3 separate regions of the Homo sapiens genome follow, and regions 1 and 2 are each linked to region 3. The links are chromatin contacts, found by Hi-C or POLR2A ChIA-PET in ENCODE. All regions are on one chromosome and are shown on one strand. The core of a region is the stretch at or near the end of the contact, and the rest is flanking DNA. Distances in the headings are between cores, read along the strand shown. Region 1 holds the start of RBM34 (RNA binding motif protein 34). Region 2 has its middle 21 kb from the start of LYST. Region 3 holds the start of B3GALNT2 (beta-1,3-N-acetylgalactosaminyltransferase 2).

The links. A loop is a pair of places that touch in the nucleus more often than their neighbours do. ChIA-PET counts read pairs that join two places held with the same protein, here RNA polymerase II (POLR2A). Pooled maps may share reads with other maps.
Region 1: a loop to region 3 is called in a map of B cell, with 15 times the contacts of the local background. The contact joins the promoter of RBM34 here to the promoter of B3GALNT2 in region 3. A Hi-C loop is called at or near these places in 9 of 168 maps with a recorded cell type or tissue (B cell, CD4-positive, alpha-beta memory T cell, CD8-positive, alpha-beta T cell and 5 more), 14 of 37 single-sample maps with no recorded cell type and 22 of 50 pooled maps. POLR2A ChIA-PET finds 5 or more read pairs at or near these places in 17 of 52 experiments (CD4-positive, alpha-beta T cell, CD4-positive, alpha-beta memory T cell, HEK293 and 13 more).
Region 2: a pooled map shows a loop between it and region 3 (4-fold over the local background). The contact joins the enhancer-like site here to the promoter of B3GALNT2 in region 3. A Hi-C loop is called at or near these places in 1 of 37 single-sample maps with no recorded cell type and 7 of 50 pooled maps. POLR2A ChIA-PET finds 5 or more read pairs at or near these places in 6 of 52 experiments (BJ, Caco-2, PC-9 and 3 more).

Annotation. Positions count from the first base shown.
Region 1 is chr1:235,159,691-235,162,508 of GRCh38, reverse strand. RBM34 (RNA binding motif protein 34) reads left to right here and starts at 1,259. Exons shown (of 11, transcript NM_015014.4): 1 at 1,259-1,335; 2 at 1,442-1,616; 3 at 1,862-1,998. The coding sequence starts at 1,283. RefSeq lists enhancers at 925-1,104, 806-2,005, 2,292-2,818.
Region 2 is chr1:235,886,783-235,889,485 of GRCh38, reverse strand. No RefSeq gene overlaps it. Among named protein-coding and RNA genes, the nearest start is that of LYST, 21 kb to the right of the region's middle. Within about 2 kb of position 1,270, at least 5 of the 41 ENCODE cell types and tissues checked have a DNase peak (open chromatin) inside an H3K27ac peak, as active enhancers do.
Region 3 is chr1:235,503,135-235,505,970 of GRCh38, reverse strand. It overlaps B3GALNT2 (beta-1,3-N-acetylgalactosaminyltransferase 2), which reads left to right and starts at 1,519. Exons shown (of 12, transcript NM_152490.5): 1 at 1,519-1,830. The coding sequence starts at 1,719. RefSeq lists enhancers at 921-1,040, 741-1,417 and a silencer at 1,351-1,990.

The sequences.
Region 1 (2,818 bases), core at 10-2,509, 340 kb after region 3:
AACTATTGGATGATTTAACTAGTAATCTTTTATTACCCTGAGAGTCAATTTAACAAATATTCACTATGTACAGCTAATAGAGACACAGCATACATGATGAATAAAACATAATCCTTACTGTCTTGCCTTTACATCTAAAGAGACTGTAACTAACACTAAAGCAGACCAAAAATGATTATAGTAAGTACCATGGGGGCTTGGGAAAATATCCCTATTGTAAATAGCAAAGAATTTTTTTTTTTTTTTTTTTGAGCCAGGGTCTGCCGCTTAGGCTGGAGTGTAGTGATGCGATCACAGCTTACTGCAGCCTCGACCTTCCAGGGCTCAAGGGATCCTCTTGCCCGAGCCTCTCAAAGTGCTGGGACTACAGGCGCCGAGCGCGAAGGTGCCCGTCTAATTTCTTTTCTGTAGAGAATAAGTCTCGCTAGATCGACCAGGCTGGTTCAAACTCCTAGTCCTCACGCAATCCTCCCACTTCGGCCTCCAAATGTGTTAGGATTACAGGCGAGCCACCGCACCTGGCTGCAAAGAAATACTAAGTTAGACAGTATCTGAGGTAGGCCTTGAAGGATGGACATTATTTTGCAGAAGGGGAAAGAGGAGGGCAATTACAACAGAGGGGACAGGAATAACAACTGTAGAGGCAGTGGAGAAAGCAGGCTAGAATGTCAGGGGCTGGAGGGAGATGAGTCTGGGAAGACGGGCTGAGAACACCTTGAAGCGTTTTGAATGCCAAGTATCTACTTTTCCAGGTAGAATAGCAGGTCCGCATTACAATCTTTCGAATTGTATGTTGACGTGACTCGTTAGAGTTGTGGTTTTTATTTTGGAATAATGTCATGTTTCAGACAAGTTGCAAGAAGAGTACAAAGAATTCCTTTGTACTCTTCACAGCGATTAGCAAATTGTAAACACCCCACTGCGTTCACCCCTAACCGCATTTCTTGCCAAACCTCCCTCCCTCCTTTTCAACAAGTCAGTATTCTACGTGTTTCTCTCTCGGCTTGGGTGGACACCCCGCTCCTAGCCTGGCTGATTCTTCACACTGCAGGCTTCAACCACTCCCAGAAGACGTCCTTCACTCCCAAAATGAGGCTTTTCTGAAACGGCGAGGACCACCAACCGACGGCGACAAACCTGCTCCCTCACCCAGCGCCTCCCTTCGCCGCCGCCCGGCGGCCGACTGCCGGAGGGGAGGGGGCGTGGCCAGAGAGCGGAAGTGCCCGGAACCCGGAAGTGCGAGCTGGCGCGCAGCTGCAGTCTGGGAGTCTTTGGAGTAAGAATGGCCTTGGAAGGGATGAGCAAACGGAAGAGAAAGAGAAGTGTCCAGGAGGGGTGAGTGGCGCGCGGCACGAGTACCTGGGGAGGGATGTTGTACGTTCCCTCGTGCTGGCGAAGCGGTGGTGCGTGGCGTGGCTGAGTTTCTGTCGTCCATTTCTAGAGAGAATCCTGACGACGGCGTTCGCGGGAGTCCGCCGGAAGACTACAGGCTTGGACAGGTCGCCAGTAGCTTATTTCGCGGCGAACACCATTCCAGAGGTGGCACCGGTCGGCTGGCGTCCCTCTTCAGTTCTCTGGAGCCCCAGATTCAACCCGTGTACGTGCCTGTGCCTAAAGTAAGTCACTGGGCTTTCTTCCCGAATAGCTCGTTAGAACCACTTACATACAAAGCAATCTTCTTACCTACCGCGTGAAGCGTGATTTCTAAAGGGGGCAGACAGGATTCATTTTAAGTAACCTTTCATGACTCTTACATACCAGTGAGAGAGAAGAGATTCTCATTTAGAAAGACTGAATTATGGCTTAGGGTCAGAATTCTAGAAGTATGGGGTCTCAAATATAACTTCAAACTTTTAAAAAGCAAACCATCAAAAAAACGAAACGGAATGAGGAGGAAGAAAGTACATCCCAGATTGAAAGACCACTTTCGCAAGAACCTGCCAAAAAAGTGAAAGCGAAGAAGAAACACACTAACGCAGAAAAAAAGTTGGCAGACAGGTTGGTAAAATTCTCTTATTTGATGTTAAAGAAATTAGATGGTAAATTAACATTCCTATACTTGGAATATTCGTCAGTTTTATTTCATATTTCTACTTTCTTTCAAAACTTTTATTATGGAAAATCCAGTACATATAGAAAAGTTGAAAAGGCTAAGAAACCCCGTGTACTCAGCATCAGCAATTACTAATATTTGGCTAACCTTTTTGTATTTTTACCCCACTCATATACCCCCTCATTATTTGTTTTTGTTTGTTTTGAGATGGAGTCTTGATGCCACGCCCAGGCTGCAGTAGAGTGCAGTGATCTCAGCTCACTGCAACCTCCGCTTCCCAGGTTCAAGCGATTCTCCTGCCTCGGCCCTGAGTAGGTGGGACTACAGGCCTGCGTCACCATGCCCAGCTAATTTTTGTATTTTTAGTGGAGACAGGGTTTCACCATGTTGGCCAGGCAGGTCTGGAACTCCTGACCTCAAGCGATCTGCCCACCTCGGCCTCCGAAAGTGTTGAGATTACAGGTGTGAGCCACCTCGCCCAGCTACCACCTCATTATTTGGAAGCAAAATGAAAATTTATGTTTCATCTATAAATATTTCAGCATGTATATAAAAGAATTTGGTTTGCGTTTCTTTTTTTTTTTTTGAGACGGAGTTTTGCTCTTTTTGTCCAGACTGGAGTGCAGTGGCCTGATCTCAGCTCACTGCAACCTCCACCTCCCGGGTTTAAGTGATTTTTCCTGCCTCAGGCCTCCCGTGGAGCTGAGATTACAGGTGCCACCATGCCCGGTTAATTTTTTGTGTTTTTAGTAGAGACAGAGTTTC
Region 2 (2,703 bases), core at 21-2,520, 380 kb before region 3:
ATTACAGGTGCCCGCCACCATGCCTGGCTAATGGTTGTATTTTTAGTAGAGACAGGGCTTCATGATGTTGGCCAGGCTGGTCTTGAACTCCTGACCTCAGGTGATCCAACCGCCTCGGCCTCCCAAAGTGTTGGGATTACAGGCGTGAACCACCGCGCCCAGCCTTTTTTTGTTGTTGTTTTGTGAGATGGAGTCTCGCTCTGTTGCCCAGGCTGAAGTGCAATGGTGCAATCTCAGCTCACTGCAACCTCTGCCTCCCGGGTAAAAGCAATTCTCCTGTCTCAGCCTCCCGAGTAGCTGGGATTACAGGCACACACCACCATGCCCAGCTAATTTTTGTATTTTTAATAGAGACGGGGTTTTACCATGTTGGTCAGGCTGGTCTCAAACTCCTGACCTCAGGTGATCCACCTGCCTTGGCCTCCCAAAGTGCTGGGATTACAGGTGTGAGCCACCGCACCTGGTCACAATGTAACCATTTTTAAGTGCACAGTTCGGTGTCATTAAGTATATTCACATTCTTGTGCAAACCTCACCACTATCCATCTCCAGACTTTCTCCTCTTCCCAAACGGAAACTTTGTACCCACTAAACAACTCCCCATCCCCTTCTCCCAGCAGCCCCTGGCAACCACCATTCTACTTCCTGTCTCTATTAATTTGACTCCTCCAGGTACCTCATATAAGTATAATCATACAATATTCATCCTTTTGTGACAGGCATGTTTTACTTATCATAACATCCTCAGTGTTTATTCATGTTGCAGCATGTCTCAGAATCTCTTCTCTTTTTAAGGTTGGATAATATTCTATGATATGGATACCTCACATTTTGTTATATTAATCCACTGAGGGACACTGGGGTTGCTTCCACCTTTTGACTACTGTGAATAACGCTGCTTTAGACATTACTGTACAAGTATCTATTTGAGATTCTACTTTCGATTCTTTTGAGTACATCCCCAGAAGTGGAATTACTGGATCATATGGTAATTCTATGTTTAACTTTCTAAGGAATGGCCTTTTTATAGCAAGAAAGGGTTCTAGGGTGTGGGGGGTGGTGAGGAGGAGGGATGGTAGTTCCGAGAATCGAGATTACTTCAACATTCGTAAGAACCTCAAGGATGGTAGGTTGGAGGGATCTGAAAGTTAGTGTAGCACAGCTGCCTTCTAACACCTACAGACTCACTTCTGTGCGGCTTCCTTCTAGGGCTGAAATGCTCTGAGGTCTCCCTGTGCTGCCTTTACCTCTCGTGGCCACAGAGATAACATGAATCTGTCTGCTTTGTGACAGCCCTCAGGCCTCGGAAGACAGCTTTCTTGTCTCCCTGTCTTTTGTCTTCTAGAGAAAGCTTTGGGCTTTAATTTTTTTTTTTTTTTTTTTTTTTTTTTTGGTAGAGACAAGGTCTTGCTATGTTGCCCAGGCTGGTCTCAAACTCAAGGCCTCAAGTGATTCTCCTGCTTAAGCCTTCCAAAGTGCTGAGATTACTGGCATGAGCCACCATGGCCAGCCTGCTGTTTTTTAACTGTTCCTCCTATGACTCAGTTTTAAGACTCCTTATCCTAGGTACTCTCTGAATGAGTTAATTTCTGTACAATACTTATAAGAGTGGTACTCTAAGCGGAATGAAATACCCCTGGCAAAGTCCAAGCAGCATGGCCTAGAGAGAGTTTATCACTTCCTTTATTCTAAAGCGGGGCATCAAATGACTGCTTGGGCAGGGCAGGGAACAGAAAGGTGCAAGTCAGGCCTCTATGAGACAGCTGGGATGGGTAAAACCCAGGGTTAAATGGGAAGCATGTTGGCTTGCAAAGGTATTTACCTGGACAACAACAGCAGCCCCAACCAAAGAGAGGATTTACCCTAAGAAGAAACCATCCAGCCCACTGTTTCCTTTATTTTTTGATAGGTAGGTAAAAGGTGGATGAAGGACTGCAACCATCACAATGTGGCCTCATATGGAGCTTGCTTTCAACTAAAACCCTGAACACCTTTTCCCACAAGTGCTGCAAAATACCTCCCACCTATTCTTTACTCAAACCATTGATGTTTTCGACTCAACGGCAGGGCCTGACATGGCACTGACCTCTACTAAATGCCATGTTAGAATGATCTCATCTCTTTAACCCTTCAAGACTTGTCTAGTCTTATTCTGCCATCCTGTGTATTTAGTCCATCTCCCAACTTTATATCTTAGCTTGTCAATGCTTCTTAGCAATGATGAAGGAATTTTAGGAGCTTAATTGACTTTTTCAGTCCTCTCCATAAATTAGTGTGGTATGTACCACCTCAGCTGGACAGTTGCTCTTATATCTTTCATATTGAGCTGATTTCTGAACTCTCCCAAACAGCCAAGCATAGAATGAAGCCTTGTGAAGGATCACAACTTGAAGTCTGTCTTCCACTTCACAACTTCCCATAACTTCTGACATATTTTTAATATGCCATTCTCTCTTCTCTAATAAGAATGGCAGACACCCTGTGAGTAGGCTATAATATTTAATGAGTTACTATGTTTGCCTGTGGATATTTTTAAAGGAATACAGTAACTCTTTAGGAGACAAATGCTTTTTTCCTCCTTGAATAGAATGCCAAGTAAAATTTGGGTAAATTTATAAATATTTCTTTTTTTTTTTTTTGAGATGGAGTTTCACTCTTGTTGCCCAGGCTTGAGTGCAATGGCACGATCTCCACTCACTGCAA
Region 3 (2,836 bases), core at 270-2,769:
GGTGCCCACCACTACGCCAGACTAATTTTTGTATTTTTAGTAGAGACAGGGTTTCACCATGTTACCCAGGCTAGTCTCGAACTCCTGCCCTCAAGTGATCCGCCCACCTCGGCCTCCCAAAGTGCTGGGATTACACGCATGAGCCACGGCGAGCCAAAGTACTTTTTTCCCTTAAGCCTGTTTGAGTTGGGTCTTCTGTCATCCAAGACTTTTTTTCAATAATACAGTCACCTTCTGTTTCCACACTTGTGGAAACTTAAAAAAAAAAAAAAAAAAACCGCGGCCGAGCGCGGTGGCTCACGCCTGTAATCCAAGCATTTTGGGAGGCCGAGGCGGGCGGATCACCTGAGGTCAGGAGCTGGAGACCAGCCTGGCCAACATGGCGAAACCTCGTCTCTACAAAAAAAATACAAAAATTAGCTGGGCGCAGTGGCGGGCGCCTGTAATCCCAGCCACTCAGGAGGCTGAGGCAGGAGAATCGCTTGAACCCAGGAGGCGGAGGTTGCAGCGAGCCGAGATCGCGCCATTGCACTACAGCTTGGGTGACAGAGTGAGACTCCGTCTCAAAAACAAAAGCAGAAACAAAAACCGCCCCATAGCCCAGCCGCTCGTTCTCATCCTTCTCTCCCATCCTCACCCCAGTGCCTTCACCGCCCCGTCCCCGCTTTCCGGCTGCCTCGGCGCGGGCCTGGTGGGCCAGGAGGGCTCCCACCCGGGGCAAAGCCTCAAGACGCGGGGCCGGCGTTCTCCCTGGAAGGCTCGCTGCGGCCACCCTTCCCCAGGTCCCCGGAGCCCACGTTCTCCCAGCTCGCCCGGCTCCCGTTTCGCTCCCAGCTCCAGTATGAACCCGGAGCACGTGCAGTTCTACCCTGATTGGCTCGTCATCATCGTGTTCCACAGCCTAGTCCCCAGCTCGCTGTCTGTCACCCTGCGTTCCCAGAGCACAGAACCGGGCAAAGAGCCGGGAACCCACGGCACCAGAGCTAATCCCTGATGAGTCACCGCTCCAGGCGCGGACACTCGGGCTTCCTCGCCCCACTCTACGGGCCAAGGAGACGTCAGCAGGATCCCACCTCCCACAGCAGTCGAGCAAGAGAGCACGCGGAACAAAGGAGCTCTGCGTGATTTCACACAAGAGCCACTCGGATTTCCTTCAAATCTGAGGCAAAGCGCATTTCCCTTCGCGGCTCCGGGCAGCCTCCGAGCACCGGGTCTCCGGCACTACCTCCCCTGGGCCGTGGGGTGGCAGCAAACGTCAAGGGGGATGCGCATGCTCTGTGTGGGGCCTCGCCCTTCGCCCCCGCGGCCGCCGAGTGACGGAAGCGCGTGCTTAGGCTCATGGGAAATGTGGTTTCTAAACCGCGGGCGCCCCCTGCCTGGGCCCAGAGCGGGACTTCAGCTCCCGGCCGGCTGGCTGGCGCGTGTGGAAACGCGGGAGGAGAGGGCGGGGCGAGTGGGAGAAAAGGTGGGCGGAGCCGGTGGGAAGGCCAGGCGGAGGGGGCGGGGCTTCGGCCGGCTAAGCCGCGGCCACCCGCGGTCTGAGGGACCGGAGGAGCGGGGCCGGGAGCTGCGAGGAGCCCCCCAGACGTCGCCGAGCGCGAGGGCGGGCGTGCTCGGAGTGGTCGCTCGTCAGCCGCCGCCCCTCAGTCTCCGCACTTGCAGGTCCCCTCCCTCTCCGCCGGGACGCGGGAGAGCCCGGCTCGCGGCGGGGGCGGCCAATGCGAAACTGGCTGGTGCTGCTGTGCCCGTGTGTGCTCGGGGCCGCGCTGCACCTCTGGCTGCGGCTGCGCTCCCCGCCGCCCGCCTGCGCCTCCGGGGCCGGCCCTGCAGGTGAGGTCCTGGGGCCGGGCGGGTTGGCGGCCGCCGGGGGGGTGGGAGGCCCGGCTTGGTGCCGCGGGGCTTCGCCGGGAATTGTTGGAGGCGGGGGAAGGGCCAAACGCGACGGTCCCCAGACGAAACAAACGGCTCTTTTCATCCTTGGAGCGTTAACATCGGGCAAACTTGAGGGAGCTTTTCTCTTTTCGTGTCCCCGCCTCTTCTCACTTCCCCGTTTCCCTTAACGCCCGCAGAGCCGGCGCCCGCAGTTGCAAGTCCTTCGCCTGTCCCCAGGCCTGGTTAGTGATGTCCGACGCCGCCCGTTCGCCCGGGAGCGGAACCTCGTGTGCCCTTCAGCCGCCAGCGCTTTCTGCTTTGGGAGCTCTGGCTCTGAAGTTGTTTTCTTCCCCCCCAAGTTGTTGGTCTTTCTCGGTCAAGACTGGGGTTTTAGTGCCGTGGATAATGTGTGTGCGTGTTTTCAAAGGTGGCTCGGTTTTGCTTTTAAGGAATAACTTTGCTGTAAGAATATACTGTAGTTCGTATTCTTGGATTATGATGTAAGTCGGTTAAACAAATCTAGACATGAAATAGGGCATGGCCGAGAGTTGGAGTTGTTCCTGTGAGTTTGGATCGCATAACCTGCTAATGCAGTTTACATGGAAATATCAAATTCTTTAACGATCGTGTCCATTTGCTCTAAAACTTAATCTCTCGTAGGAATGAAACCTTTGTTCTTGTTTCGCGTCACAGCCTAATAGAATGCTTTACTTACGGTGCCCAGCGGATTGTTTTGTTAGTGGGTTCCACCACCCTGAACACTACTTTAGCTTTCCCTGTATCTCTTGTCTTCTTCTTTAAGGGCTTGCCCTAGAACATGAAAGAAACCTAGAAAGCTCTTTTAAATATTATGTAATACTTAATTTTGTAACTATACTGGGACTTTTTTCCCTTACCATCTCTCCCCAAAACAGCTGTTTTCTAATCCAAAAGTTCTTAAAATTAGAATTGAGTGTTTGCAGTT